Regions from separate parts of the Homo sapiens genome. Here regions 2 and 3 are each linked to region 1. Evidence: chromatin loops called from intact Hi-C (ENCODE). Cell type or tissue: heart right ventricle. All regions are shown on one strand. Each heading gives the region's core, and the rest is flanking DNA. Links, peaks and the distances in the headings are about the cores only.

The links. Peaks named below come from ENCODE experiments on the same cell type or tissue, not always from the same donor. Only the 100,000 strongest peaks of a DNase experiment are listed, where the experiment ranks them.
Region 2: a loop joins it to region 1, with 4 times the contacts of the local background. A loop is called at or near these places in 21 of 110 quality-filtered maps.
Region 3: a loop joins it to region 1, with 2.3 times the contacts of the local background. A loop is called at or near these places in 20 of 110 quality-filtered maps.

Annotation. Positions count from the first base shown.
Region 1 is chr2:36,659,022-36,669,424 of GRCh38, forward strand. No RefSeq gene overlaps it. Among named protein-coding and RNA genes, the nearest start is that of VIT, 32 kb to the right of the region's middle. RefSeq lists an enhancer at 965-1,259. In heart right ventricle, for the core only: a CTCF peak has its summit at 5,280 (motif pointing left); no DNase peak of the experiment used is centred there; H3K27me3 peaks cover 495 bases.
Region 2 is chr2:36,538,101-36,548,503 of GRCh38, forward strand. CRIM1 (cysteine rich transmembrane BMP regulator 1) reads left to right here. Exons shown (of 17, transcript NM_016441.3): 15 at 6,276-6,398; 16 at 8,884-9,071. Among named protein-coding and RNA genes, the nearest start is that of FEZ2, 55 kb to the right of the region's middle. In heart right ventricle, for the core only: no CTCF peak of the experiment used is centred there; no DNase peak of the experiment used is centred there; H3K27ac peaks cover 3,024 bases.
Region 3 is chr2:36,526,283-36,536,685 of GRCh38, forward strand. The region is part of intron 13 of CRIM1 (cysteine rich transmembrane BMP regulator 1); the gene reads left to right. Among named protein-coding and RNA genes, the nearest start is that of FEZ2, 67 kb to the right of the region's middle. In heart right ventricle, for the core only: a CTCF peak has its summit at 4,839; no DNase peak of the experiment used is centred there; H3K27ac peaks cover 2,780 bases.

The DNA.
Region 1 (10,403 bases), core at 3,360-8,359:
TTTTTTTTCTTTCTCCAAGTCAATGTTCTCGACGTTGCTCATGTGATTATGACAACATGTTAATAATATAGATTAGCTAACATTTGTCGAGTGTTTACTATAGCCAGGCACAAAGCATCTCACGTGATCATCATAGCAACTCTAAGAGATGTAATATTACCATCTTTCTCTTATAAGAGGAGAAACAGATACATTGAGGGAGTAAGAGTTTCCCAAAGTTACACAGCTAGTGAGAACTGCGCTGGTATTGTCTAACTGCAGAGTCCAAATTCATGGCTTCTATTTCAAATTAGCTCAGCTGGTATAGAGATGCAATGGGGAGGAGGGGAGGACAGAAAGGGAGGGAGGGAGGGAGAGAGGGGAAAAAAGAAGAAAAGATTAGATTCAGGGAAAAAATTATTTATATTCTATTTTTAAATAATTGTAAATCTAAATAATTGTATTTAGTCCCATGGAAAATGTATAATATGAAAACTTAGAGTATCTGCTTTATTGAAAACTAGAGACTAATGAGAAAAATAATACTTTTTAGTTTAGCTATTACAGTATTATTATCTGGGCCTATTTAGGAAGTTGCAGAATGGCGGCAGCTTTCCAACTTTTATTCTGAAATTAGATCCTGGGGCCTATGGCAAGGGTAGGGCAGACAGCATATGGCCCAAGGTCAAAGACTGCCTAGGACAAACCCAAAAGTATGCCTCAACAGAGGTAAGAACTAATTCACAAATTCCATAACAATAAATGGCGACTGTGAGCATATGACTGACCCATTCTATTTTCAAGTAAGGTCAAGTCAGAAAGCTGAATTTAGGACAACTAAGAGCCAATAATATTCTTGGCTGGAAAGCCTGCCATTCATCAACAGAATCACATGTCTACAGAGCTCTCCAGCTTAACTAAGTTCATGACCATTTTGGGAAAGGTATGATGTCTTGCTAAAGCCTCAGCTTTGCTCATCAAGTTCTGGTGCCCACACCAGGATTTTCAGGCAGTTGTTCCTCTGGTGAGGTAACATTTGTTCTGTAGGAGATGGCCTTTAGCACCAGCACTCCTGTTGTCAAGAGGTCTTTGCACTCAATCACATCTATTGACAATCTGCAACCTGCTAGGTCATGGACTGAATGCTTCATCAAGGTTATTTATGAGTCACCATGACTTCAGGGTTTTTTTGTTTCATGCAAAGATCAGAAGTACAAAAATAGCTTTATTTAATCAGAAAGAGCTAGAAAATAACTGTCTTGTACATTCCTCCTGTGGTTATGGTTTCCAGTACCCTTTTCTTCAATTAATTATATAAATATACTCAACTTCAAGGATCTTATTTTCCCCCAAATCATTCATGTGGTAACAAGGGAATAGAAAAGCCTTCATGAGCAAGTACATTGATGTTCCACAAAAGCTTCTGAAACATGTACCTCGAGTAGACACCAGTCTGCATCTCATTTCTTTAAGGCTTGTTTACCTAAAGTATGACAGGAATATTTTTCAATCAAAGCTATGGGGTGTTGTTGTTGTTTTTAAAATATCTTTTTTAAACCACCTTAACCATTTTTCAGTGTATTATACGGTGCACATTGTTGTGCAAAGAATCTCCAGAAATTTTCGTATTGCATATCTGAAACTCTATAGCCATTAAACAGTAACTTTTCTTTTTCCCCTCCCCCTAACCCCTGCTAACCACTATTCTACTTTCTAAGAGTTTGACTACTTTAGATTCCTCATATAAATGGAATCATGCAGCGTTTGTCTTTTTGTGACTGGCTTATGTCACTTAGCAAAACATCCTCAAGGTTCATCCACGTTGTAGCACATGGCAGGATTTGCTCCTTTTTTAAAGCTGAATAATATTCCATTGTATGTATAGACCACATTTCATTTATCCATCCATCTGTTGATGGACATTTAGGTGGCTTCCACCTCCTGGCTATTGTTAATAACACTGCAATGAACATGAGTATGCAAATCAATCTTTGAGATACTGTTTTCAATTCTTTTGGATATATACCCAGAAGTGGGATTGCTAGATCATGTGATAATTCTATTTGGAATTTTTGAGGAACCTCCATACTATTTTCCATAGCTGCTGCACCATTTTATATTTGCACAAGCAATGCATAGGGTTCCAATTTTCCCATATCCTTGCCAACACTTGTTATTTTCTGTGTTTTTTAAAACAGTGGCCATCTTAATGAGTGAGGTATATTTTTTCACCATCTTTTATAAAGAGCAAAATAATAACCAAGCAAACAATTTCAAGTAATTTAATTAAATGTTATCAAATCAAATCAATCATCTAACACTATCATCTTCCTGGCACTAACTTATTCTTTGTTTTATGCAAAAGTTAGTCAATATACACAGAACCTCTCATGCAGCAATTCAACCTTTAGGTATACGTTCAACATAAATCAGTACTTATATCCACCTAAAGACATGTATAAGAATGTTCACAGAGCTTTACTCACAATAGCCCAAAACTGAAGACTACCAAAGTCCAGAGACATTACAACAGATAAATAAATTGAAGTATATTTACATAATGGAGTACCAAACAGCAGTGAAAAAAAAAAGAACTGCTATATGTGACAACTTTGATGAATTTTATATACATAACATTGAGTAGGCCAGGCCAGATGCAGTGGCACGCACCTGTAATCCCAGCACTTTGGGAGGCCAAGGTGGGTGGATTGCTTAAGCCCAGGAGTTTGAGACTAGCCTGGGCAACAAGGCGAGACCTTGTCTCTACAAAAAATACACACAAAAATTAGCTGGGCGTGGTGACACATGCCTCTAGTTTCAGACGCTTGGGAGCCTGAGGTGGGAGGAGCACCTGAGCCTGGGTGGTCGAGGCTGCAGTCAGCCGTGATTGCACCACTGCACTCCAGTCTGAGTGACAGAGTGGGACCTTGTCTCAAAAAAAAAAAATTTTTTTTTTTAGTAAAAGAAGCCGGATACAAAAGAATACAATGATCCCTTGGTACCTGGGCATGATTGGTGATTCGTTCCAGGACTGCCCCGATACTAAAATCCGAGGATGCTCAAGTCCCTCATATGAAATGGCATAGTGTTTGCATATCCACACCCTCTCAGTACACTTTAAATCAGCTCTAGATTACTTATAATACTTAATACAATATAAACATTATGTAAATAGTTATTAGACTGTCTTTTTTAGTGAATAATGACAAGGGAAAAAGTCTGTACATGTTTAGTACTGATGCAATTTTTTTTTCAAATATTTTTAGCCCATGGTTGACTGAATCCATGGATGTGTAACCCATGGATACAAAGGGCCAACAATACATACTATATGATTCCATTTGTAAAGTTCAAAAACAGGCAAAACTATGGAGATAGAGCTCAGTATGATTCCCATTGGTGGGGTATTGACTAGTAAGCAGCAGAAAGGATTATTTGGAATGCTGTAAATATGTTATATCTTGATCAGGATAGTAGTTGCATGAGTATATACATAAACAAAACCTCATTAAGCTGCATAGTGTATTTGAATCTGTACATTTTCTTTTATGTAACTATCAAAAAAGTAAAAGAAGAAAGATTAGTCTTAGCAAGAGAACCTATTTTGCCTTGATAAAATACCCTCCTCTTTGTTTTTTTAAGAGAAACAAATAACCAAAAAAAAAAAAAAAGAAAAAAAAATTCCACTAGTAAGTGAGTTTGGGGAATGTTGGAGAGGGAAAAAAAATGCCAAACTTAGTATTGAAGTGAACTTTAAAAAATGGCAGAGACCTTTGCCCGGCCACTCCACCATGTGGGAAGTGAGGAGCACATCTGCCTGGCCGCCTCCCCATCTGGGAAGTGAGGAGCGCCTCTGCCTGGCCGCCCCACTGTCTGGGAAGTGAGGAGCAGCTCTGCCCGGCCAGCGTGCAACCTAGTGTGAAGTTACAGCCTAGTGTGTGATCTTTCTGCCCTCCCCTGGTTTGCATTTTCGACGTTAAGGTTTACTTTTTAAATAAAACTTTTAAAATGGAGAATAAAAAAATGGCAGAGAAATGGAAGAACGGAGACAAAATAAACTTTATTTACCCTGCACCTAAGCCACTCCTTAGAAGTAAATTAGAAAAGTAAGTTAACTTGGAGGGTACCCATAGACATCTAATTTTCTATGGTGTCCTCAGCACTTGAATTTGTTAATTTTTAAATGCTAAACTTTATCACTCAGTTGTCATTCACAACAATTAATTGAGCGTGCACTTTGAGCTTAGCTTTGTTTGTATGCAGTTGTTGCCTTGCATTGTTAGGCATAGAGTTACATTTGCTTGTGTTCATTCCTATTGCAACAAAGCAATCCAATGATGGAAATAGAGGACTGAAAATCAAGCCATCCCTGAAAGATTAGTGTTGTACATAACTCAGTTCTAAATAGAGTTCTGTCAATTCTTCAATATTAAAAGCAAACATTGCCTCATGAAGTCATCCTGATTTATAGCCACGGCCCTTTATTAGCAATTATAACATGGCTATGTCTAGATTTTGAGATATAAAAGTAAACCATATAGTAAATCCTAGTTTAATTAGCCTGTGTTTTCCATTGTAAGAGGCTTTGGCTAGCAGTGCCTATTCTGGGATAAACAATTAGGTGGTACTGGATTCCTCCGGGATTAGAAAATATATACAATTAAAGACAAACTTTTTCTTGTGTGCTGAACCACATGAAAATAGTTACATTTCCCACCACTGCCTAGCCCAAGCACTGTCATCTCTCACCTGCACAATTATAATAACCTCCCACCTAGTGCACCTGATTCTCCTCTTGCCCTTAATGTATTTGCTGCACAGCAATGACAACACCTCCCTTAAAACCTCAATTCGATCATAACCCTTCATTGCTCAAAATCTTTCTAAGGCTTCCCGTCTCCCGCAAAATAAAATCCAAAGACCTTATAATGAATTAAAAGGTCCTATATTCCCTGGCTTTATTAGCCTCTCTCCACTCCAGTCAGCTGGCCCTTTCCTGATCCTAAACACACCTCACTGAAAGCCTTTACCCTGCTCCCTGCGCCTCCCCCGACCCTCCTCTGTTCCCTAGATAGCCCCTAGATAACTATATGGCTTGCTCCTGCATTGCATTCTTGACTGAGTTCAACTCTCGCCTCATTTTAAAGACCTTCTTACCACTCTAAAATAGTCGCTTCAAACAATATCTATTTCTTTGTCTTGCTTTGTTTTTCATCATAGCACTTGTCAGCACCGGCTGTGCTCTAAATGGATGTGCTTATTTGTTTATTTGCCATGTTTCTCCTCTATAATGTGAGCTCCCCCTACTGGAGAGCAAGGACTTTGTTTTGTTAACGGTTGTATTCCCGCCATCTAGTACAGTGCCCGGCATATGGTAGACATTCAATAAATACTTGCTGATTAATTATATCATGAATGATAATGAATATTTATAGATTATGCAATCTGTATGAATTTTAAAGTCGGGAATTTGAAAGTCATTTCTAAGCTATATATTGTCTGAGCTATTACAGTATCAACAAAGGTATGTACAAACAGATTGATGTTTATAACATTGAAAAAAAGTTTCAACTTTCATCTTTCAACCTTGAACCTCAAACTTCAACTTTCATCCTGGCAACATGATATATAGAGAGCATAAATCTTTAGGATCTGACTATGTTATAATTGTTGGCCATCAGACTCAGTGTGCAGCAGCAAACATAGCTGTATTGGGGTTACAGAGCTGTAGTCATTGTTCAGATGTAGCAAGATGTTCCCTATAGTTCCTGGATATATACCATCTGGTGCTGGAATACTGTAACTTCCACTTCCCCACTGTTCAAGAGAAATATACAGACATACATTGCTCTGCAACAAGAGTCAGCAGACTATGGCATGTGCACCACATCCAGCTCAGCAGTCTATTTTTGCACAGCCTGAAAGCTATCAATAATTTTTACATTTTAGAGGGTTAAAAACAAAACAGAACAAAACAAAACAAAATGTGATAGAGCCCATATGTGGCTTAAAAGCTTAAAAGATTTACTGTCTGGCCCTTTAAGGAAACGTTTGCTGACTGCTGCTCTGCAAATTAGGCTGATGAACATGACTTTGGGAAAGAGAAAGGGTTTTAAAAATGAATGCCTGGAACAGAGAAGGTGTTGAAATACATAGTTCGGCTTTCTGAATCAGTCCCTATTACAAGGGCAATGGGTTTGCTAACCTGGGATAGAATGAATAAACTTTTGCAAAGACAGGGAAATGATACTGGCAAGAAAAGCATAAACCTCTCTGTGAACTTTGAATCTTGAGTTTCAAAAAGGGAAAATCTAAATAAAACTAATTTTAGAACTAATCTAAGGCAAAATATGAGTGAGAAGAGAAGAATAAGCCCAGTGGCATTGGGGCCAAGTTACTCTTTGCGGCAGGAACTCCAAGATGTCCATCAGTAATCATTCTCCCTGGCTTTTAATAATGGAGCTTCTTAATTCAAGCTTGGAAGAAGGCTGTCCATCTAAGGACAACATTCCCAGTCTCCCATGCAGCTAGACATGGCCATATTCCAGTAAGCAGAATGTGAACAAAAAAGATGCACACCATGTCCATGAGACTAACTTCTGGATAAGGTGAAATTGCCTGTGTTTCCATTTGCCCCTCCATCTTCCCATTGGCTGGGAGACGGAAGATGCAGATTGAGGTTGCAGTCACCCTATCAGCCTTGAAAAGCTTAGCTTGGTAATTTTTTGCAAGAGCAAAATTAGATCCTGTTTCATTTAAACCATTGCCTTTGGTGTGTTCTCTGTGACATCAACTTACACTGAAAGTCAAGACAATAATATTGCTTATGGCATTAGGTTTATATACATCAACGCCAAAATTTTTTTTAACATAAGATAGAGCGATTTTAAATTTTTAACGAAAGATACAAGACATTTCTTAGTTATCACCAAACTTTTCCTTAAAGGGCCAGAAAGTGAATCTTTTAAGCTTTTAGGTCACATATGGGCTCTATCATATTTGTTTTGTTTTGTTTTAACCCACAAAGAATTATACACATGTATTAGCTCACAGTGACATCAACTTACACTGAAAGTCAAGACAATGATATGCTTATGACATTAGGTTTATATACATCAATGCCAAAAAATTTTTTAAACATAAGATAGAGTGATTTTAAATTTTTAACAAAAGATACAAGATATTTCTTAGTTATCACCAAACTTTTCCTTAAAGGGCCAGACAGTAAATTTTTTAAGCTTTTAGGCCACATATGGGCTCCATCACATTTTGTTTTGTTTTGTTTTGTTTTTAACCCACAAAGAATTATACGCATGTATTAGCTCACAAGATATGTAAAAATATTGTTATGTTTTCTTTAGAAAATGTTAAGGTTTTCACAAGGAGATACTACCTCACACCTGTTAGGGTGGCTGTTATCAAAAAGACGAGAGATAACAAGTGTTGGTGAGGGTGTGGAGAAAACGAAGCCTTTGTACACTGTTGACGGGAATGTAAATTGATACAGTCATGGAAAACAGTATGAAGATTCCTCAAAAAATTAAAACCTAAACTACAATATGATCCAGCAATCTCACTTCTGGGTACATACACAAAGGAAATAAAATACATATATATTTAAGAGGAGGGCCTTACTCTGTCGCCAAGGCTGGAGTGCAGTGGTGTGATCATAGCTCACTGTAGCCTGGAACTCCTGAGCTCAAGTGATCTTCCCACCTCACCTTCCCGAGTAGCTGGCAGGTATATGCCACCAGGCCCAGCTAATTAAAAAAAAATTGTTTGTAGAGACAGGATCTCAGTATGTTGCTCAGACTGGTCTCAAACTCCTGGCCTCAAGTGATCCTCCTGCTTCAGCCTCCCAAAGTGCTGGGCTTATGGGCATGAGCCACTGCACCCGGCCCAAATCAGTACCTTTAAGAGATATCTGCACTATCATGTTCACTGTAGCATTATTTACAATAGCCAAGATATGGAAACAACATAAGTGACCACTGACAAATGAATGGATAAAGGAAATGTGGTATCTACACACACACACGAATATTATTCAATCATAAAAAGAAGAAAAGTCTGCCATTTGCAACAACATGGATGAACCTGGAGGACATTATGTTAAGTGAAATAAGATACAGCAAGATAAGTACTTTATGTTCTCAGTTATATGTACAAACTAAAAAAGTTGAACTCACAGAAGCAGAGAGTAGAATGGTGATTGCCAGGGGCTTAGAGATGGAAAAAAATGGGGAGATATTGGTCAAATATACAAACTTTCAGTTATAAGGTGAATAAGTACTATGGAGGTAATGTAAAGCATGGTGATTATAGTTTATTATATTGTATTGTCTACTTGAAATTTGCTAACAGAGTAGATCCTAAGTGTCCTTATCACCACACACACACACACACACACACACACACACACACACACACAAATGGTAACTGTGTGGTGATAGATGTGTCAGTTAATTGAATTCTGGTAATCATCACACAACGTACACCTATATCAGATAATCACATTGTACACTTAAATATATATAATCCGTATTGTCAACTATACCTCAATGAAGATGGTGGAGACAAAAATGTTATGTTTTTAAAATTTTAAACTAAAACTTTGATTAACCATAAATTCATTTTTGTGCAAGAAGGTAAGGAATTCGTGGGTTTTGTTGTTCCAAAGAGCTACCCTGTTGCCCAAACATCATTTCTTCAATAACCTAGCTTCTCCCCACTGATTCAAAGAGCTAACTTTATTATCCACGCATGTATGCATTCCTTCTTTCACTCCACAAACACTGACTGAGTTACTGCTGTGGCATGTTCTGCGCTAGATGCCGGAGGGACAATGATGAGCAGAGAATGGTCCCAGCCATCGTGGAATATGGAGTACCGAGGAGGAGATCATAATAAGCAAACAGATAAGTATTGCAACTTGCAAAGTGCTGCGAAGGAAACAAATGACCACAGAGAGAAAATAATGAAGCGTAGATGTGGGGCAGTTTCCTCTCACAGACTGCTTGAAGGAAGTTCCATTGAATGGGAGCTGGAGCTCAAATAATAGGATTGAGCCAGCCTGGGAAAGAGTCGGGGAAAAGCGCTCCATGTGGAAGGAGCAGCTCATGCAAATGCTCCGTAGGGGGAAAGAACTTGGCTCTATGGAGGACGGAAACTGGCCAGCGTGGCTGAGACCTGCTGAGCATAGAGAGGCATGCTGTGAGTGAGGTTAGCGGGAGAAGCGGGTCTGGCCACTCAGTGTAGGAATATGGATTTAATTCCAAGTGCAAGGAAAACCACTGAAAGCTTTTAAGCCAAAGGTTTATATATAACCCTATTATGTTTTTAGGCAATGACTCTGGCTGTCTTGGGGAGAAAGCCTAGAAAGAGATTAATAAAAGAGATAGGAGACTATAATTTTTAAAATTGGGAAATTATTGCAGTAAATCTAGGGAAAAAAAACTTTCATATACCTTAGAATTTATTTCCGATATCTATTCCATTCCATTGATCTCGATTTTTATTCCTGCACCAGTTTTGTATAGCTTCATAATAGTTTTGATTTGTCATCGAGCAAGTTTTCTCATACCCCTCAACTCCGAATTTCCTCAATATTCCTGCATGTTTATTCTTCCATTTGATCTTTGCGATGATACTGTCAAGTTCCACAAGTAATCCTGATGAGATTTTGATTGAAAGTGCCTGAACTTTACAAGTTAATTTAGGGAGAATTAGCATCTTGGTAGTAGTAAGCCTTCCTGTCACCCAAAAGACATATCTCTCTCTACATTTATTTCTGCCTTCTTGTCTTCCTTTATGACCCTCTGTAAACTCATTTTTATACTAATTTTTGTATGCTAGACCTGTACATTTCTTTTGAAGTTCACTTCTTGATAATTTAGGGGGTTTTGTCTTTTTTTTTTTTTTTTTTTTTTATGGAGTCTCGTGCTGTTGCCCAGGCTGCAGTGCAGTGGCGTGATCTCAGCTGACTGCAACCTCTGCCTCCTAGGTTCAAGGGATTCTCCCGCCTCAGCCTCCTGAGTAGCTGGAATTACAGGCATGCACCACAATGCCCAGCTAATTTTTTTTTTTTTTTTTTTTTTTGTATTTTTAGTAGAGATGGGGTTTCACCATGTTGGCCAGACTAGGCTGGTCTTGAACTCCTGACCTCAGGTGATCTGCCTGCCTCACCCTCCCAAAGTGCATGATTACAGGCATGAACCACCATGCCCAGCTTATTTTTTGATAATTTTTGTTATTGTTGTTGTAACTGGGAGTTTTCTTTTGTTATAGGTCCTAATAAAACTTTTGTCATATTTCCACATATTTGTAATAGAAAGGGACAAAGGTAATGGAAAGAAGTGAGTTGACTACATTTTTTTCCTGATCCATCAGTCTCACTCCGGGGTTGTAGTTTTTGAAATTGAAAA
Region 2 (10,403 bases), core at 1,673-6,672, 120 kb before region 1:
TACCCCAGCTGGCTGTTGTGAATCCCCATGCCTACATCTTTCCCCACGCCCCACTCTTTGTGTCTGCTGCATTATCCCTCTCATAGTTTCAAACCTAAGTCCTTCTCAGCTGCCCAGAGCCTCACCTAGCCCTTCTCCTAGTTTCCATGCCTGCATCTCCTGCCAAACAATTCCTCTTTCCCCTGCGTCTAATCCCAGAAATGTAAGACCTGAGCCCTCTCCCTGGGGACTGACCCCTAGACACACAGATTTCCCGGTGGTATAGACCACACAGACCCAAGTGAAGGCTCACTCTAAGATCTCATTGAGGTCCTCAGCGAGTCAGGAGCTTTTCTGTCTTACCTCGATTCTCATGTTTTCTCGCAGCATTATATTAGAGAACCTTGTTGTATTCAATACAGGGAGCTGGGAACCATGCCAATTCACAAGTGCATCTGTACTATGCAGTTGTAAGATAGGGCAGTTGTTAAACCCAAAGAGTTTAAGTGAGCTCTGCACATGTTGGCCTTTTGTTTAGGCGTTGTGCAGACTAGCCCCAATTGAGCATTTCTAAAAATGTCCATTTATCTCCTAAAAAGGATAGGATGTTCTGCAAGGTAAGGGGGTGGAACCATTTTTCAGAGCCTTCAGTTGGGTTCTCTTTATAGTTTTCCATATACACACTTGCTGTGTATATGGAAAAAGCAAGTCTTAAGTGCTTTAAATGAGAATAAGAAAAAATATATGGTTTTCCACTGGAATTATTTTATCTAGTGTATATTCACCTATGTTTCACAAATTTCATACCAGTTTCCCCAGTAATATGCTTTTAATGATATAAATGATGAAACTTGACCTTATTTATTTCACGAAGAGTCATTTAATGCCTTTTATGTGCCAAGCACTGTTCTAGGCACTGGGGACACAGCAGTGAACCAAATAGCAGTGCACACGGAGCTTACGTTGTAGTAGGGAGAAGCCAGGCAGCTAACAGGTAAACAGTAACTAGGTAGCCACCAAGATGGGGATCCGGCTCTGGAGAAAGGCATAGCAAGACAGAGAGGCTGGGGAGAAGTGGGGCAGGCAGGTTGTTTTGTATTATGTAGAATGGTCAGGGAGCACCTTACCAACAAGATGAGATTTAATGAAGAGACCCAGAATTGCAGTTCTCATGGGGAACAGGCAGAACCTCTGGGTATAGCCAGCGCCAAGGCCCTGGAGTGGGAACGTGCTGTGCGTGTTCAAGGTAGAGCAGTGTTCAAGGTGCATGTTCAGGAGGAGCTGTGTGGAGGTAACTCAGTGAGCATGGAGGAGGTAAGAGGTGGGGCAGAGAGGCAGCCACGGCCAGACACAAAGGGTCTCGCAGATGAGTGCAAGATTGTATTGAGTGAGATGAAACCTTGGAAGGTTTGGAGCAGGGAGCGACAGGATCTGACTTACCTTTGAATGGGATTTCTCTGGTGCTGGGTTGAACATAGACTGTGGGGCATGGAGGTCAATAGTGAAAGCAGAGAGACCAACTTGGAGACTTTTTTAAGAATCCGGGCGAGAGATGACAGTGACTTGGACAGGGTGGTAGCCGTGGAGGTGGGGAGAAGTGGGCAGGTTCTGACTATGCCATATGAGTCGCATCAGTAGGATTTCAATGTATGCGGGGAGTGAGTGGAAGAGGAGCCAAGGATGACTACGACATTTTGGTTTGGGGCATTTTTAGCTTGAAATAGTCATTCAGCATCAAAGTGGAGCTAATGAATAGACAAATATCTAATCTGGGCTTCAGGAAAGAAACTGAAAGTAGATCTACAAATTTGAAAGTTTAGCCATAGGTGGTTTCTAGTCTCAAGGTTTTTAAGCCTTGAGACTAGATGAGAGCACCGAAGGGTAAGAATAAATAGAAAAGAAAAGAGAGCGCAGGACCGAGCCCTGAGACCTTCTGACTTTTGGAGACTGAGCAGGTGCAGAGGGCCTAGCAAAAGAAATAGAGAAGGAGCACCAGGAATAAAGGAAGAAGCCAAGAGGGTCAGTGACATGGAAACCAGGTGGAGAAAGGGTTTCTGGTAGGAAAGAGTAAACTGCTCAATCAAGCGCCACTGTTAGCCACGTAAGATGCGATGTGGGAACAGACTTGTGCACTTAGCACTGCTGTAATGAACTTCACAGAAGTACAGTGGTGGAGGCAAAGTCTAATCAGAGTGATTTCAAGAAAGAATGGGAGAGGTGAATTCAATTCACCTCTCCCATTGCGAGTTATGGTTATGCAACTCTCATGCAGACCATAAGTGCCAAGTTCATGAATAAGACAGACTGTGAAGTTGAGGGTCCTTGGAGGGTTTCACAGAGAAAGGACATGAGCTAGATTTTAAAGGACAGATGTGCTGTCTTCATTGGAGTGAAGAGGATAACCCAACCAAGACCTGAGATGGGAAAAGTCAAGGCCGGTGCCTCTAAGGTCAAGGCCAGTGCCTCTGGAGCAGTGAGTTTTAGTAGCAGTAGGTAAGGACAGAAACAGTAGCTTTGGCAAGGATTTTTCAGGCCTTAATTATCAAATGAAGAGTGTAGATTTTGTTCTTTATAGGGAATGGGGAGGCTTATTTTTGAGCAGCTGAATGACATGTTCACAAAGATGTTTTGGGGTAACCTTTGTGTAACAGGGTGGTGTGCAGGAAGGACTAAAGCAGAGAGAGACCAGAGGCCAGGACAGCTGTAACAGGCACTGCAAATGTCCTCGGTGTGATAACAAGGACCCAAATTCAGGTAGTGGTGGTAGAAATAGAGGTCAATTCATTCTCCTTGGTTTGTGAGTTTGATAAGAGAGAGTACAGATATTGCTAACATCCTTGTTCATCATTAGAGATTTCTCCAGTGACTTCTCAGTTAAGATTTACTATTGGGTTGAAATTTAATTTCTGTTAACTCTCCTTTCTGCATCTGCTGTATTCCTGATGAAACATTTTTCTATCTTTAAGCAAATACTGCAATCAGTTGAGCTTTTGCCACCTTCTGTTTGATCCAGTATGGGCTGCCAGGAAGGCTGTATTCCTGTCCCATTCTTGCATCGGTTCATTGTGTGATCTTAGTCAAGACTCACCACCAAAGTTTCACGCTTCCATTTCTCATCTGGATAGCACATGCCACCTCCCAGAAATGCTGTGAGGATTATACCATCTCAGAAATGATGGTGTGGGAGCACTTCCCGGTCTGTCCAGCAAACAAGAACCTTGCTTCTTCCTTTAGACATAGCAACTAACATTCTGAATATCCTCTTTCTTTACAAAACAGTTTCACCTTTACCATCTTTGGATATGAGTACAGAACCTATGAGCTGTTAGGTGATTAGCACCTGTCTCTTTACAGAAGAAACTGAGGCTCAGGAAAGGTAAGAGGGTTATCCGAAGTCATGGAGCTGGTTAGCAGAGGATGAGACCCCTGCTCCTAAATTGACCTCAGGTTCCATCTCCCAAAAAAATGCTGACCTCAGCTTGTAAGCACCAAGCACCTCGCCCCGTATTCCAGAAGAGGACATTTTAAGGAAGGCAACTCTTAGAGATGACCAGATGCCTCTGAAAGTAAAATATATCCCCAGTAAATTATCTTGAGTTCCTCCAAAGCGCAGGTCAAGTATGAGCACAGGAGCGATTGTGACCGTGTGCCCGTGATCTTCGTGGTAGGGCTGGATGTAGCTTTGTGTAAATCTCCCTGGCACTGTCCATCTGTAATGCCAACAGCTGTAAAGGGCTCTTCTAGTAAATACCAGAAGGGTTATATTTTAGAGTCTTGGGTTGAAGGCGGTCTTTGGCCATAGAAGGCGGCCTGGGTCTAGGCGTGGAAACAAATAGCATTCCCACTTCTTTTTGTTTCAACAAGCAGTTTTTTAACTGAAAGAATTGTTCTTTTTGGCAAAACTGCTCAGAGGCAGCTTCCCTTTTATGTTCAAATTAAAGGGAAATGACTCTCTTCCCTTGGACTTGAGGACTGTGAACTGGAGCTGTGCGTGTTCTGTGATAAAGAAGGAGGTGTGGGTGGATTTTAATCAGAGCTGAACTGAGTGGTGGAGTGAGCTAATACACAGGACAGGTTATGAGCTGCTGGAAGTAAGAAGTGGCTGTCAGGCATCACTCATCAGGAGAGACCCATGGGGGCCAGGATTGGTCTCACTCAAAACTGTATGCCCAAAACCAGTGCCTGCCATGTAGGAAGTGCTCAGGAAATATTTGTTGAACAAATGGTAATACAATTAATCACTGAAGAAGACATCCTCCTTCACCATAGACAGATCCTTCTAACTTTCCCTGCTGTTTCCAAGTAGAGCCCCTGTGGGAAGAGGACTCACTGTCATGCCTCAGCTTGGTGGAGTTTCACCGGAAATCTACCCATATGCAGGGTCAAGGCAAAAGAATTCCAAAGTTACGTCTCTCCCTCTCACTCAGGAAAAAACCTGAGGTGGAACTGAATCAATCCCAGCTCTGGGGCCTCTGCAGAAACTTTTACTACTTAGCCATTGACATTTACAGGTTTGTTGGAATTGGTGTCGCATTTGCCCTTTACACTGAGGCCTCAGAAACCAGTGGCAGTTCGGCCCCTATTGTCATAGGAAGGCTCAGTGTGAAGCCCTGGACTAGGCAGGGGAGGGGCAGAAGGGTGTGTGTGGCACTGAAAGGTGTCAAGTAAATGGCGACATGGCTTTTCTGCCCATATTCACCCAGGAAATTCATACCACACATGAGAGTTTTTCAGTGGGTGCATTAAATACCATCCCCCTGCACACACCTCCCGGAATCACCTAGTCCAGACCTACCGAATCAGGACCTGTGAGAGTCAGCACATTTTCTAAGCTCTTTGGGTAATTCTGATATGATTTTTAAAAATTTGAGAGTCACTGGTTTGTGCTCAGGCCCCTGCACCTGCAAATGGTAATGTTTTCAGTAACTTCTATTTTTAATTCTCGAGTTTGCAGGGATGCACTGAACCTGTAGAAACTATAATTGTTCCCAGTTCTTTTTATGTTTAAAGGTTTTATAATATAACTAAGAAAGCAGAAGACTATTCTTGGAGGCAACAAGATAACTTGGGCTTTGGAATCACAGAACTGCATTTGAATCCCAGCTCTACCACTTACTAGATGCATGATTTTGAGCGATTTAACTTAACCTCTCTGGGTTTCTTTCCCTGGCTGGGTACCCAGTTAACTCATGGGGGAAGCTTAGCAAGTACTCTCTTCTCTATCACTTTCCTCTTCTCTCAAAGTCATCTTAAGGTTTACTTCTCAAAAGCCTGTTAACTTTGAGACAGAAAACAATCACTCTGAGCAGAGGGGATTATTAATCCTATTTTAATTTATATACTTATACTGTATATTTTATGTTGGTCTAAATTAGGCTATGGTGAGTATTTAGGATCCTACGTGTTGAGTAATTGCTTTATAAAAAAATCAGTGAATAATATGGCAGGATCTGCCCGAAAGGAAATACGTGCATGACACAAACTTTTATTGTCACATTTTGAAAACAGGTTCTGAAGAATTAATTGCTTTAAAATGTGGGGCTAGTTGTCGTTAGCTGGATGAAGTATAAATACAAAGAAATATTTGTAGGAGCTGAGAAAAGTTCTGATTTTTTTTTTTTTTAAAAAGACCTGATATTTGAGATAAATAATATTCTTCTGTTTGTTTTATGTTGTAGTATAATACCTATCTGATCAAACTGGATAATGTAAATATATTTACTGAAGATCAGCTTCTAATCTAAATGGTTCCAGTGGTAACATAATGGACATCTGAGACTTATACTCATGAGGTCTACCTACAGTCCATTCCCATTTAGGGGAAGAGAAAGGAGAGGAAATGGCCAAGAAGTCCATAAGAAGTGGACAGTGCTTTAACTTTTTCAAGTTTTGCTAACATATTTTATGTAAGTTATTCAATACCCCCATATTAAAGAGCAGCAGCTATTAAACACCAACATTTATTAGCTGCTGGAAAGTAATAAATAACTTCAGCTAGTCCCCTTCAGTTTCCATAAAATTATAAAACCAACACCATTTGACGTGAAAAAGCAGTTTTTGACCCTGGTGGAGTAGAGAATTCTTTCATCTTTTAAATGTTATAAGACATGTTTCTCCTCACTGCAAAGCTCGTGATTCTCTAGCATGAGTGATGAATGATGTAAATGGCAGAAACTGCATCTTTCATGTCCCAGGAAATGTGGTCTTGAATTGAGTGCACCATTTGGATTGAGAATACAAAAGCCAACAATACAGCAGCTTCATCATCTCTTAGGAAAAATGTTCCCTTCTTTTAGAAATGTATGTCCCAGAACCAACCAATATACCCATTGAGAAGACAAACCATCGAGGAGAGGTTGACCTGGAGGTTCCCCTGTGGCCCACGCCTAGTGAAAATGATATCGTCCATCTCCCTAGAGGTAAGCATTGAAGGCAGCTGAGATCTGCTAGTTTTCTATGTGGTCTACTTAGGTGTTTTCTAATTTTTAAAATTTCCTATGAGTAACTTTTAAAATGACTTGCTGAAGTAAATTCAAATAACTATTCCCGGGCAGACCTGCTTGGCTGAAACATATTTACACCACACATTGATAAAATAAGTCAGCAGGTAACTGGATTAAATGCCTCCTTCCTGGCCCTCTGTGCTCAGAGACTTTGTGATGACGGAAATAAATGGAAATAAATATGTTCCTAGTCATAAGAGCCTGGTATCTGGAACTTCTAAGCCATCTCTCAAACGTATGTATATATAAACTTTGTAAGGAGAGTAATCATGAATTAGTCACTGTCTCTTGTAGATTCCGCACTGAGCATTTGTACATTAGGTTACCCTCTACTTCTGGGCAGTTTTCACTTCATGTGAGCTAAACTTATCACCTATGTTGATTTTTCTAGTCACCAGGTTTACTCCATGCCTTTTTATCTTGCTCTATCCTTTCAGTCTGTGCGTAATAAAGATGTTATTTTGTCTCCCAATAGCTGTCACTATTTCCTTTTCTATAAAAGTAGACCTCTTCTTGATCAGTAGTATAAACTTGCTCTTAGCCGTGACTCAGTACTGCCTCCTGTGTCCTCCAACCATATTTTCCAAATCATTGCTATATAACTTATATTTCTTTTGGAAGAAGCAATATTCATTGCTTGAGAGAGATTAATTGTCTGTTACTCTAGATATTCTAAACGTTATGCTTGGATCAAACCAGATGACCAGAAAGTCAAATTCCTGGACCTAGTGTTTTTGGCTCTCTGTATAATTGTTCTGAGTGTGCTTTAGCATTATGCTTACATTCATTCAGTCAGTAAATATTAGTGCCTGCTGTATGCCAGACCCTGTTCTAGAGGCTAGACTTCAACATACTGTAAGTACGACTATTCTTATGACTGAAGACCTGTGCATTGCATAGTATCTATGTTATAAAGCCCCTAAAGAGAAATTTTCTCATGCATCAATAGCAAGAAAATGTATGCTTCTCCTAGGCAACTGATTTGTTTTAACCTAAAAGACATTGTGAATCGTATTAAAGACTGATAGTTGTTTCCGTTTTTGGCTTTGGCTGCTACAAAGCTCAAAGCTAACTTTGATGGCTTGGTTTTAGCACAGAAACAGAACTGGAAGACTGAATTTTGTAAACAGACCTCACTTGCAGCTTCATTTTTCTTTCACCAAGACCTTCCTTAATTTATATCTTATTCTTCTTGTATGACACATATTCCTAAAACTGCTTTCTATTTGATTTGGAATATGGGAAAGTAAAATTCATTCTTTTATTCATTGTATATTTAAAATCTGAATTCATCAATAAAATGTTACTCTTTGACATTTTTCTTGATGCTGGAAAATATGTTTCTATAAAGTTTTATTGCCATCTGCACTGGCTAAAATGATTAGGAATGTTTTCTACCTCCCATTCCTCCCTGCTCCCACCACCCCTCCAGAACACACACAGAAGCATATCATTTAAAATCTGAGTTTTAAACCACAGTGTTACATACCACAAAGCTCTGTCACTTCATGAGCTGAATTTCCAGAACAATTTAGGAGTAACTCCTTTTGATACTGTGTGTCATGTGTCTTTAACTAAATTGATTTTTAATGCATTTAGAAAACCTGACTACAATGATTTATTTGAAACAAAACAGAATATAAAAATAAGGAAACTTTAGGGAGTGCCCCCTATTGGTATGTGTTTAACCTTATTTTTGTCTGCAACATTCATTGTAAGAGAGATATTTTAAAAGAACATAAAGGTCATCATTCATAAGTGCAAAACTAAATGTAGTCACCTATGCGATATAATTCATTAAGGCAGAAAAATGATCTAATAGGCCTAAGCAAGATTTTCAACAAGTTTATGAAAAGTAAGACAATATTGCTTAGAGTTCAGTGAACCAGAGTATCAACCAAAAGACCAACTTCCTGATTGATTAGTTTTAATCTAATTAGTCTTAGCTATTAACACTAATTAATTAATAGTAAAAGAACATACTTTGTTCTAGTCTCCTGTTTGCCAATAAATCAGCTAATGTTTCTCCTTCGAAATCTGAGAAGACCATGTATGTTAACAGTAATCAAAATATTTTCATGGTCTAATTCACTTTTTCAAAATCTACCTAAGCACCTTCTTATTTCCTTGATTAGCTAGAGCCGGCATCATCTTACCCAATTATTAAGATTCTCACTCTGATTTTTTTTTTTTTTTTTTTTTTTTTTTAACATTCATCCCTAAGCGCTCTGCTCTCTACTAAGAGCTCTTTGGATCAACATTAGATTTTAATCACATTTTTAGCCTCAAAAAACTGGGAAGCAATAAAACCAAGTTGCTGATCTCTATTTGCAATGTCATTAAAATAATCCTTAACAATTCTGGTTTAGGTAATAAATGCTTATAATTTTTTTTCTCCTAGATATGGGTCACCTCCAGGTAGATTACAGAGATAACAGGCTGCACCCAAGTGAAGATTCTTCACTGGACTCCATTGCCTCAGTTGTGGTTCCCATAATTATATGCCTCTCTATTATAATAGCATTCCTATTCATCAATCAGAAGAAACAGTGGATACCACTGCTTTGCTGGTATCGAACACCAACTAAGGTACTGTCTTGCAAAAGTTAGTCTCTTGAATGATGAATCTAGGAAAACTTACACTCATATTGAAATTGCTTGAAACCTTGTGTCTTAACCAGTGAAGTTTTTACTTTGCTCTTCATAGCCTCAAATCCATACCAGGCTATAGTATGAATCAAATACATAGTACTTGCCCAGGGCTGGACTGATCACAAGGTGAATTATCCATTATCCATTGGTTAATGAAGCCTAACCTTACATGGATCCAGTTTTCTCGATGTACTCTGAAGTTTTCAAATGAACAAATACTCCTGGATTTATTCCTAAATCATTGTTTATATTAGACATTAAAACGTGATCACCTGGCATTTCTTAGTCATCAGTCAACTTAGAATTGGGAGAGAAAAAAAGTCCCAAAGGGATGGAGATAATACTCAGGAGAGGGCTGGAAGATCATGAGGGTATACAAAAGGCAAAAGGAACAGGTCAGTGCACCAAAGGCAAGCACCAAGTGGAAAGGTCGCAAAAGATGAAGAGGTGGTGGAAAGTAATAGTAGACAAGGTAGGGAGAGGCAGATTTCACACTAAGGGAGAAAAGATGTATGTTTGTTTTCAGTACAAACATAAAGGGCCTCTAAATCTGCCTATTTTGAAAGACAAGAAAAAACTGTATTAATTAAGGGAAATAAATCATAATCCCTTCCAACTCTAATTCTACCTTTTGCCTTGAGTTGGTTTATTTTAATCATAAACCTTAAGAATTGGAAACAGCCTGAACAATTATGTAATGTAATTTACCATCTGGTTAACCCTTCCATGTAAAAATTCTGTCCTGCGGTTATCCTGCCTCCGATTTTTCTTTGAACAAATGTACATTGGGCACAGCCTCTGTGCTGGGTCAGGATACAGTTGCCAGTGTCCAAAGCTGGGAAACAGACCCGCTCATAAAGTGTATGGAGTGACTAGCAACACACAGGCTGGCCCAGCCTATGATAGTGTTGTACAGTCTGAGTGGTTAGAAGTCATCCCTTTGTTTTTAAAATCTGCCTACCTTCCACTCATTCTTCAGCCCCCTTGAAACACAAGGTCTGCACTTCAAGGATTTGAAATCATTTCACCAGTCTTTTTTTTTTTTTTTTCAGTTCCTTCATCTCCCTATTTGACAGTTTCTTGACATTTCACCTTAAAATACAGTTTGTCAGTGTCCCTCATAAAAGTATAGTTGGTACTAGAACAAGATGTGATAATCTGCATACAGGCTATCAATCAATGAATTGTGAAACTGTTATCTCACCTGAGTTAGGTACTAAATTTCTGTTCATTTGAGATAATGTAAAGCAACTAATTTTTTGTGGTTTT
Region 3 (10,403 bases), core at 2,953-7,952, 130 kb before region 1:
CAAAAGTTGACAAGTATGACGCAGGTGGAGATAAAAGGTCTGGTGGGAATTCTGATGGGTGAAAAGAGATTTCATATGTGGTTCCTTGTAAACAGCAAATGCCTCTGTTATGACCTACTTAGCCATGCAAGAGTGTACTCGTTTCTAAAGCATCCCATGGCCATTTCACTGATGACATGCTACATGCCTTTCTCAAACCTTGCCAGAGCAAAAATTATTTCAGTGCTTTCAGTGAAGTCTTTATTTCATGACTTCAAGGAGGATAGCAGAGAAGTAAATTAGCAGCCCTCATACCACACCACTCATATGCCTGTGGGGATACTCATATCCCCATATGAGCCCTGACCACATCAACCTTGCTCTAATGTTCGTGTTGGTGATGCTTCTGCCCATACTGAGTGCCAGACTCTGGCAGCTTCTGGAGGGGGGACCGTGAGTCTTTCAGTGGATCCTCCCTGTGTCCAGGGGTCAGTCATTCCTGGTCAGATATTAAAAAGAAAAAGTACTACTTTGATCGTAACGTCTATCTTAGGTTAATTTCCAGGATTTTCAAGCCCACTTCATTGCTGCATCATACCTGTTGACTTTGGAAGTCAAGATGCTCAGGTATGTCCCCCAGTTAAGCCACTCTAGGTGATCAGGACTGACGTTGAATAAATAGCTCATGTGTTGGCTAAGTCTTAAGTGTTAGTATGTAGAACATTGTTTTGAAAATTATGACTTGGCAAGTATTTGTTAGTAACTACGTGTTATTTTAGAAGATATTTCAAGGTCAGATTTTTAAAGTCATTTGTTGGCTAGAAATTCTTGAGTCAGTGTATCTTTCTCACTTCAGAAATTGTGGATGATTGTTTGTGTTTATTATATATAATATAAATATTTACTTATACATTATATAAAATAAATACAAGTATATATGTGGCTCATAACTTCCATGTGAACTAAGTTAAAATGTTCTGATTACATGCCTTCTAATCAGCGAGTATCATTGAAGTGTTTTTAAGTGTCATATATCTTTAAGGATCTGTGAAAATGAGTTCTATTATAGGTAGATGGTACACTAAAAATTTCTTACAGGTTGTATTAATACCTCTGTTTGATTAGAAGTTAGCTATTTTTATATTTATATATTTACTAATATTCGAAGTGGGACTTTGCCATGGAGCTGGCTTAGCTTGTGTTGTGACTGTATTTCTTCTCAACTGGCTGTGATACTGTCACTGTATAGTGATCTTCTCCATAGTGATCTTCAACTCGCAAATGATTAAATAATACTTAACCTTAATAGGGAAATGTCTATACCTTATATCAAGTCAATACATTATTCCTTTTGCTTAGATTTCTGTTTATTTAAACATAACTCTACTAAACTGGTATCTTAGAGATATATAGCATCTCTTTGGAACATCTGTTGGTCATTGTGTATTTAATTCAGCCCAAGAATCAATTATAGTAAATATTTAATTCAGGCATCTTTAAGCTATACAACCCATGAAACTTAATGTTACGCATTTCGAAACCATAATGATATGATGGTGCCCACCTTCATTGGAACATTTTTCACCGCTGCTTCTCCAGTGTATTTTCTTAAAATTAAAAGCTTCTGCACATTGGAAAGAGAACTTCCCTTGGAGCCAGAGCATTATAATCACAGCTCTGTCACATTCTAGCTTTATGTCTCGGTGATATGATGTAACCCTAGTTCAGTTTCCTCATCTATAAGATGGCAATAATAATATTGTCCTGTGCTTCACAAAAGTGCCAAGAATATTAAATGACATAATGTACATATGCAAAAATACTTTATAAACAGTAAACACAATTTAAGTGTATATTGATTCAGTAGAATTGCTGCTCTCGTAACACAGATTGCAGCTGATCTGAGTAACATTATCAAATAGATTCTAGTGTCTCACTGTTAAATGTAGCGTCTGGCTTTCTACAAGAGAAATGCCTGGATATAACATCTCAGTGATGAGCTTTTCGAGGCCGAGAATATCTTAGATAATGCTTTGGCAGTGTACCTCATCCTGCCTGCTCCCATCTTAAAAAGCCCATGTCACTTTGGTCACTCCATCGTAACCCAGGTAGAAACAGTGTGCTTTCTGTAGCTCAGCTGTGTTGTGACAGGGCCTTGCCCACAAACCACACTGTTCTTTCATACCTCTAGACATTATCAGAAGTGAGAAAATAGGGCTCATTTATTTTGGTTTATGTTGAGAGGCTAGTCCCATTTGAAGAGTCTGAACTTACTGTGCATGATCCACTGTGATTCCTGGGAACAGAGTACGTGGCATTTATCATCAGGGCGCACCCTCATAGGGAGATGTATACCTCCTGCACATTCTTCAGTGCTGTCAGTTACTGTGGACCTACACGGAGGCCCAGGTTGTCACAGTTAGTGCTAAAAAGATTGAAACAAAAGATGAGAGGTGTGATTTGAAAGAAGGGGAAACAGGATGATTTTCTGTGTATTGTTTAGAGAGTATAAAAATGAAAACATTCTGGTTGTCGTGCACCATGCTAACTTTGGAACTGGTCTAAAGTTATCACAACAAAAATAAGCAGTGTTTGATTTCAGTTTGTTTGGGTCTTACCCTATGCCCTAGGAAGCAACTGATCTTGCTGCTTCCATAAGCAGCTTTCTCTTCTCACTTCAGTATCCTTTCCAGGCCCCCGGCTGTGTAAACAGAAATTCAAGTTGTTCTGGTTAACTTGGGAAAAACCCCTAAGCTGCATAGTCTTTAGGTGTGCTCCGCTCCAGCCCCACGTTCTTAATTTAAAGAGCTCTGCTGCACGGAAGTTAGGCTGCTGCACTGCTATTTCCAGAGAGATCCAACAGTATCTGCCTTTCTCTTATTTTGGTCCAGGAGGCCAAACCTGATTTTGTACCCTCTAGTGGTCAAGGATATGGGGGAAGACCCCATCACAAGAGGGCCCACCTGATAAGAACCCTCTGGAGACTGCTGGCAGAGTCTTCTTAACAGGACTTGGACTGTGACCAGATAAAACATCTTCTATAGGTGCAGAAACTGGCCAATCTGGAAGGTCCAATGGCTTCTACGTTAAGGTTTTCTTAACAAGATGGTATACCCCGACTTTTACATGGATTGCTTCTTTTAAGTCCTAAAAGAAGTTGTATTTCTTCCTCCTTATTTGGGCCACCTTGATCTTTAGTTGTTTCTGCCTGCCTTTTAAAATGACATTTTTATATTTCCAAAATGATTTATGTGAATAATGTCCATGTACCTGTAGATGCATCTTGGATTGTAGGCCCTACTATGACATGAGACCACATTTAAAGTTGAAAATAAAATGTTTCCTTCAACAACTATCCATGAAGTGCTTAATCAACCCATAACAAATGCTTAACACAAGGAGTAAGCTCTATTACTGAGAAATTGTGTCCTCTGCATGCAGTGGTTCTCAGCCAAAAGTGACTGTGTTTACTAGTTTGGTGAGATTTCTTTTTGTAGAACTAGGACTTGGAAGCCTGAGCAATCACCTATTTCTTTCTAGTATGTTGAAGAAATCTGATAGGCTCTTTTAACCTTTATAAATTACTTGCACTTCCTACCCTAAGAAATAAATGAAATAAAATAAAACAAAAATGGAATTCTAAGAAAAGCCTTAAACTGTGGCCAAATCTGCTTTCACAGCAATTAAGATTGAGGCAGTATGGAGAGGTAGGAGTCAGCCGACATGACAGCATGTACCTCATTTTTTTAAAAGAAAGATGGATTAAGATCAGATTTTTTTTTATTGGAAGCTAAAAGTTATAAAGTAAAATACCCAAAGATTTAATTAAATCAGTAAGCATTTGTTGCATTTTTAACCAGAATTCTTTAATCATTTCCTGACAGAATGACTGTGTATTAGATCTCTGCCTCATTGAAATTGTCTAGGCCCCCTGCATCTGTTTTGAGCAAGACTTCAGTTGAGTTCCATCTTTTCATTCTTTTACAGTCTGTAAAGGCCTGGTGAGTCAGCGCATTGAAAATCAGTCATCATCTTCTGTCTATGAGTTCTTAGTGGCCCGTACATTATTTTCTCAGATCCCTGCATCATTACAATTTCCATGTGTTTAAGTCTCTTCTTTATGTTTTTTAAAAAAACAAGTGAAGCCAGTTTCTCAAACAGGAGGTGCTCACATTCTATTTATTCTCCAAGTGTGGAGTTTGTGCCCAGCATGTGACCGACAATACAGAATGAAAAGCACATGACAAGCCAGGGATTTCAGTGTCTTGTTAGAAAGTGAAATGAAAGTGGTATTTTATTCCTTTGTGGCTTAGAGAGTGCTGTAATGCATTGTTACAGGTATAAACTAACATTTTTAGAAGTACTTCCCCTATTCTTGCCCAGGTCAGCTATGTCATTGGTAATACTTGGCTGCCTTTTCTACCGCTCCCCTTTCTAAATCTCATGTTACCCATAGTATACATGGGCCCTTTGTATGCCTGCCTAAATGACTTCACTGAAGTTTTCTGTAAATCCCTCAAACCTCAAACTTAAGAACCCAAACTGTAATATCATGTTATTAGCAGGACCAGCTGTCTGCGCGTCTTTTCCAGACACTGGGCTCATCCATTTGGATATGGACTCCCACAAAGCTGACGAGACCCTCTGGGTGCAGGAGCGTCTCCTGAGGACCAAGGCCTTGAATGCCTTGTTCACGTCTGCATCCCCAACACTTAGGATGACACTCGGGGGGCCTTGATCTCAATGTGTGGGAAGAACAAATGCCCCCGTTATAGTACTGTGTTGGCTTGTTTTGCAGTGAGACTTATTCTGAGATTAAGAGCTGCATTTAGCTTCTTGGCCACCAGGATCCCAGAGTAAATTACTTTTCAGGACTCTAAATAGTACGCAGGAGATTTGAAAGAACTGATGCAATTTCTAAAGCAGCCTGACTTCCTCCCAGGAGGTTACTCCCACACCAAGCCTCTGACTTCATGACCACCAGATTTAGAAATTGAAGTATCTATGTAAGAAGTTGCCTCCTAGGCAGAAATCAAGAAATCCAACTATAACATAGGTTAGAGTCCATTTTGGTTTTTATATCCTTCCACAGAGGAAAGAGGAGGAAGAATCTGGAGATGCGTTTTTGGTTTTTGGTTTTTTGTTTTTTTTTTTTTCCAGAGGCTCATGTATATCCTACATCATGGTCAGTTTCAGAGCAGGGCTGTGCCACCATCTCAGTGACTCCTGGAATACTAAATTGGATCTTTGTAGAGGAAGAAAATAACACAGTTCTAGATTTTCCCTAGCTGTTAATTAGTTTTATGGCATAATTAAAATAGCTCAGGAGTAAAAACAAAGTCCAGCCTTAACAGCCTGTTAAGTCTTCTTTTCTTATCTTGAAAAGAGGTAAGATAATGAAGTTTAAACAGTTGAAGAAGTTAACCGGAAAGGAATTAACATTTCAAGGCCTTGCCGCTTCTTCCTCCTCTTGTGATATGAACCAGAATTGAGGGAAAATAGGCAGGAGGGAACCCACACTGAATTTTCCAGACTCTACTGCTGAAAGACATTGTATATTTTTATTGTAATCATATGTGATGCAAGATAATATTGCTCATATCTGAATCCCAAAAGAAAAGAAGATGTTTGTCTGAGCATCCCATGAGGTAAGCAGCCCCATGGAAGGACCAGCTGCATCCAGCAAAGGGCTCCAGGTCCCTGACGTAGTTGACGGTGATGGCAGAAGTAAATCTTTGTATTCTTGCAGAGACTTTGTTTCTGAAAGAGGCCAAAAGTCATTTCAAACTGAATCTGACGGATAAGATAGGGGCCATAGCTGAGAAAAATAAGTAGCGAAGCCGATCTAAACCAAGGTGTAACTGTGAAATAGTAACCATCTTCTTTGCACGTTTCAAAATTGGCCCTGGACGCCATCGCAAGAGGAAAATTCCAAAGCTGTGCAGCAGCGGCAGTACCATTGGAAGAGTTTACAGCCTACCAGGACTACTTAGAAGGGGATCATGTTTATTTGGATATATAACCCCTGATTGGTTTGTTTTAAAAATAAACGTTATTATGTTAGTGTCATACCTCATGGTTTCCTTGGAACATTCTCCTCTAATCCTCTTTGAGAGAGTGGGAGGGAGAGATTGTGAGGGGAGAGAGAAGTGTTAAACAGAGATGTTCCTAAGGAGGACCAGGAATCCTAAATTACCTAAATAACCCACTTGGTTATCTCCACTCCTTGATAGCACTGTGTGAGGTATGATGCAGTCAGGTAAAGGACAATTTATCTTTGAAGACAAAGATAAATTCGAGTCCCCATTTTCAAGAGTCAGTGAGAAGTAACAGCTTGTTTGTGTGGCACTGATTGATCCTTGTCCGGGCAAGTGGTCCCTCCACAGGTTATCCGGCTTGGCACACAACAGACAGAGGTGCTGGCGGACTGTGGAACCAGACCCGCTGTGGTTCCCCTCCTCACCCTGCCACTTCCTAGCTGTGCATCTTGGACAACTGATTGAATCTTGTGCCTCATTTTTCTGTAGAATTGAAACAATACCCTGACCCATTGGGCAATGGAGATCAAATGGCATTGATGCAGGTAACATGCTTAACACAGGGCCTGGTATGTAGTGGGCATTCAGTAAGTGGAAGTTACGATTATTATTAGGTATCAAAGAACAAAACTTAATTGTCAGAATAAGCAAACCAGTTGGAATAATAAACGTAGCCTTTAGAGTTAAATGGCACAACCCTGATAGCCACACATAAACTGTTTTGGTTATTTTTCGTTGGATATTCCCAGTCTTTATTTCTACATCCCTCTTCAGGCTGAGTGCTTAAAATACATTTATATGTAGTCTCAATTAGATTATGCTGTTTCCCCCAAAAGACTACAGTGACTATTATTTTAATTTATAGAACCTCGAATTGCATGGAATAGCTACCACATCTCCCTTTAAACCTGGTAGCTTCCAAAACTTCCTGATGGCGTTTTCGCAAATGGGTCCCTATGTGTCATTGAAGGAGACAGTGTATCTAGGAAAAGAAATGAGGATACTGAGCAAGGTGTTGGTGGCTCATGCCTATAATTCCAGCATTTTGGGAGACTAAGGCAGGTAGCTAGCTTGAGGCCAGGAGTTCAAGACCAGCCTGGCCAACACAATGAGACCCCATCTCCACAAAAAAAAAAAAAAAAAACCCTAAAAATTATCCAGGCATAATGGTGCATACTAGTAGTCCTAACTACTCAGGAGGTTAAAGTAGGAGGATCACTTGAGCCCAGAAGTTCAAAGAGCTATGATTGCACCACTACACTCCAGCCTGGGCAACAGAGTGAGACCCTGTCTCTTGAGAAAAAGAAAAAAGTTATTGGTTTTCCCATTGCCTCCAAGGCATTCAGAGTGGTTGTTCTTTCTCATAATATCATTTTATAAATATTCTTTTAGACAGTGATCTCATACAGTTACTGAAAGAGTATTTACATAAACCCTGTATGCTGTAGCTCAGCATTTGATCTTTGATATTTCTTCTGTGGTTTTGATACATCAGTTGAAATTATTCTACATAGGTCAGTATCATTCAGAAAACACCACACATCATAGCCAGGTGCTTTAGGTCCACGCTCAGTCTAAGTTCTTCCCATCATTATTCTCGTGTGTGGAGAGAGGAAGGGAAGGAAAGAAGGAATGAAGGAGAGAGGGAAGGAAAGAGGGTGGGAGGGAAAGGGAAGGAAGGAGAGAGGGGGAAGGAAGGAAGGAAGGAAAGGAGGGAGGGAGGGTGAAAAGGAGAGAAGGAAGGACAGAGGGAGAAGGAAGGAAGGTGAGGGAGTGGGAAGGAGAGAGGGGAAAGGAAGGAAGGAGGGAGGGAAGGAGGGGAAAGGAGGGAAGAATGAGGGAGAGGGCAGGAAGGGGGAAGAAGGAAGGAAGGAAGGAGGGAGTGGGAAGGAAGGAGGGAGAAAAGGATGGGAAAGATAAGGAAGGAAGGAGGGTGGGGAAGGAGGGAGGGGGAAGGAGGAAAGAAAGGATGGAGGGGACAGGAAGGAGGGATGAGAAAGGAAGGAGGGAGGGGGAAGGAAAGAAGGAGAAAAGGAGGGAGGGAGGAGGAGGGAAGGAAAGAGGGAGGGAAGGGGAAGGAAGGGAGGGAGGGGGAAGGAAGGAAGGGAAAAATACAGACAGGAAGGAAGGGGACAGGAAGGGAGGGAGAGAGGGAGGGGAGGGACAGGAAGGAAAATATAGGCAGGAAGGAAGGGAAGGACAGGGAGGGAGAGAGGGATAGGGAAGGGAGGGAGAGGAAGGAAGGGAGAGAGGGAGGGACAGGAAGGAAGGGAGGAAGGAAGGGAGAGACAGGAAGAGGGAGGGAGGGACAGGAAGGAAGGAAGGAAAATACAGACAGGAAGGGAAAGGAAGGGAAGGAAGGAAGGAAATACAGGAAGGAAAAGGAAGACAGGAAGAAGGAAAAGGAAGACAGGAAGAAGGAAAAGGAAGATGGAAGGAAGGAAGGAAAGAAAAAAAAAAGAATATAGACAGTATAGACCACTGCTTGGCCTTGAGTCAGAAGAGTTATGGACAAGATGGAATGAGGAGTTTTACCTCCTGTCTGGTTTCTTTGTACGGTAACACTGTTACTCAAATTTTATTCAGTGATATTGCATTGTATGGGCCAAGGTTCATGTAAAATATAATCAGTGATACTGCTCTATCAAACATTGCTTCTTTTCATAAAGAATTCTCAGCAAAATAGACTCTAAATTTGATGGCCAAAACTAATGTCCTCAATGCAGTGTCCAGGCTCAGTCTAAGTTCTTCCCATCATTATTCTCATGTGTATGGAGAGAGGAAGGAAAGAAGGAATGAAGGAGAGAGGGAAGGAGGGAGGGAGGGAGGGAGGGAAGGGGAAGGAAGGAGAGAGGGGGAAGGAAGGAGGACAGGAGGGAGGGAGGGAGGGTAAAAAGGAGGGAAGGAAGGATGGAGGGAGAAGGAAGGAAGGTGAGGGAGGGGGAAGGAGAGAGGGGAAAGGAAGTTCAGAGTACTACTTAAATTAGGCATCATTGGATGATTCTGTTCAGCCAATTTGACACGTGCATTTTGGATACCTTAGTGAAGTCGCCTCTTTTAAGGATTCCATATTAATCAAGAACTTCTATCATGAGTTTCTTTTGAAAGCCTCCAAATGAGTTTTTAGCCTAATAACTAGTGTGCCAGAAAATTTCTGTGGAGCATCTACAAACATAGGGAAGTGCATTTTTTAATAGATACTGAAAAATTGATTTCTGATTACAACTAGAACTTTCCATGATTACTTAATGCCCCTTGTTGAACCTTAGACAGCAGTAATGAGAAAAATGATAGAAGTTGTTGACAACATAAGAGATGATGCATTTAACACTCGATCTCAGTTTCTTCCTTGGACTTGTTTCTAACACCCTCCCAATGGATTGAGATTTGTATCTGTGGAGTAAAAATTTTACAATATTAGGCCATTATTAGTGCCATTTATAAAGGTGCATATGCTTGAGTATTGTCTGCCCTCCTTATCCATAACCACAGATTGAAAATATTTTTAAAAACATACAAATTTCAAAATATAGTATAACAACTATTTACATAGCATTTACATCGTGTTAGGTATTGCAAGTAATCTAGAGATGGCCTAAAGTATACAGGGGGATGTGAGTAGGTATATACAAATACTACGCTGTTTTATATTAGGGACTTGGCACATGAGCGTCTTTGGATTTTGGTATCCATGGGGTCCTAGAACCAGTCTCCCAAGGGACAATTGTAATTGGTAAGAAGAAAATGTAGAGACCACAGATCGGTGAGCATTTCTGTCTGTGACCTTCCTCTGGAAAAGCTCAGTCTGAAGCACAAACTGGGTCTTCATAGAGAGGCACTTCCAGCTGCCTCAGAGCACTCGCTGCAAAGCTTCGGGCTGCTCAGAGAAAATGGCTCCTGATGCCATTATGGGCTTCTCGTCGTGCCCTGAGATGTGCTGGGTTCTGTTTCTTGTGTCTATTCAATGAATTCTGACCCTTCAAGAGCTTCCCAGATGCTTTCCAGGAAGAACCCTGGGCCCTGGGGACGACTGCCTTCCTAAGGAACTTTCCTTCTAGATGCCTTTGTAGTTTTTCATGTTTAAGTGACAAGTAGTGAGTGGCGCTGCTTGTAGAATCTGAACACAAAATGTCCCCGGATTAGTAGGTGTCATCCAGTTATCAGTCTCGTGCTCACACCCCCGCCACCGGGTTTCGATTTGCCCATCTCTGCTTTGCTGCTGGATCTGCTGGTCCTTGGGGCCTCACTCTGAACCACATTCTTGTGTGCTAGAGGGAAATTTCTGTGTGTGAAATGTGGCCACTAGGGAGTCAGTAAGTTCAGGTACACCAGGAAAAGGCGTTGAGTCCCAGAGAAAGGAACCTTCAAGGAGAAGCTTGGAAGAGG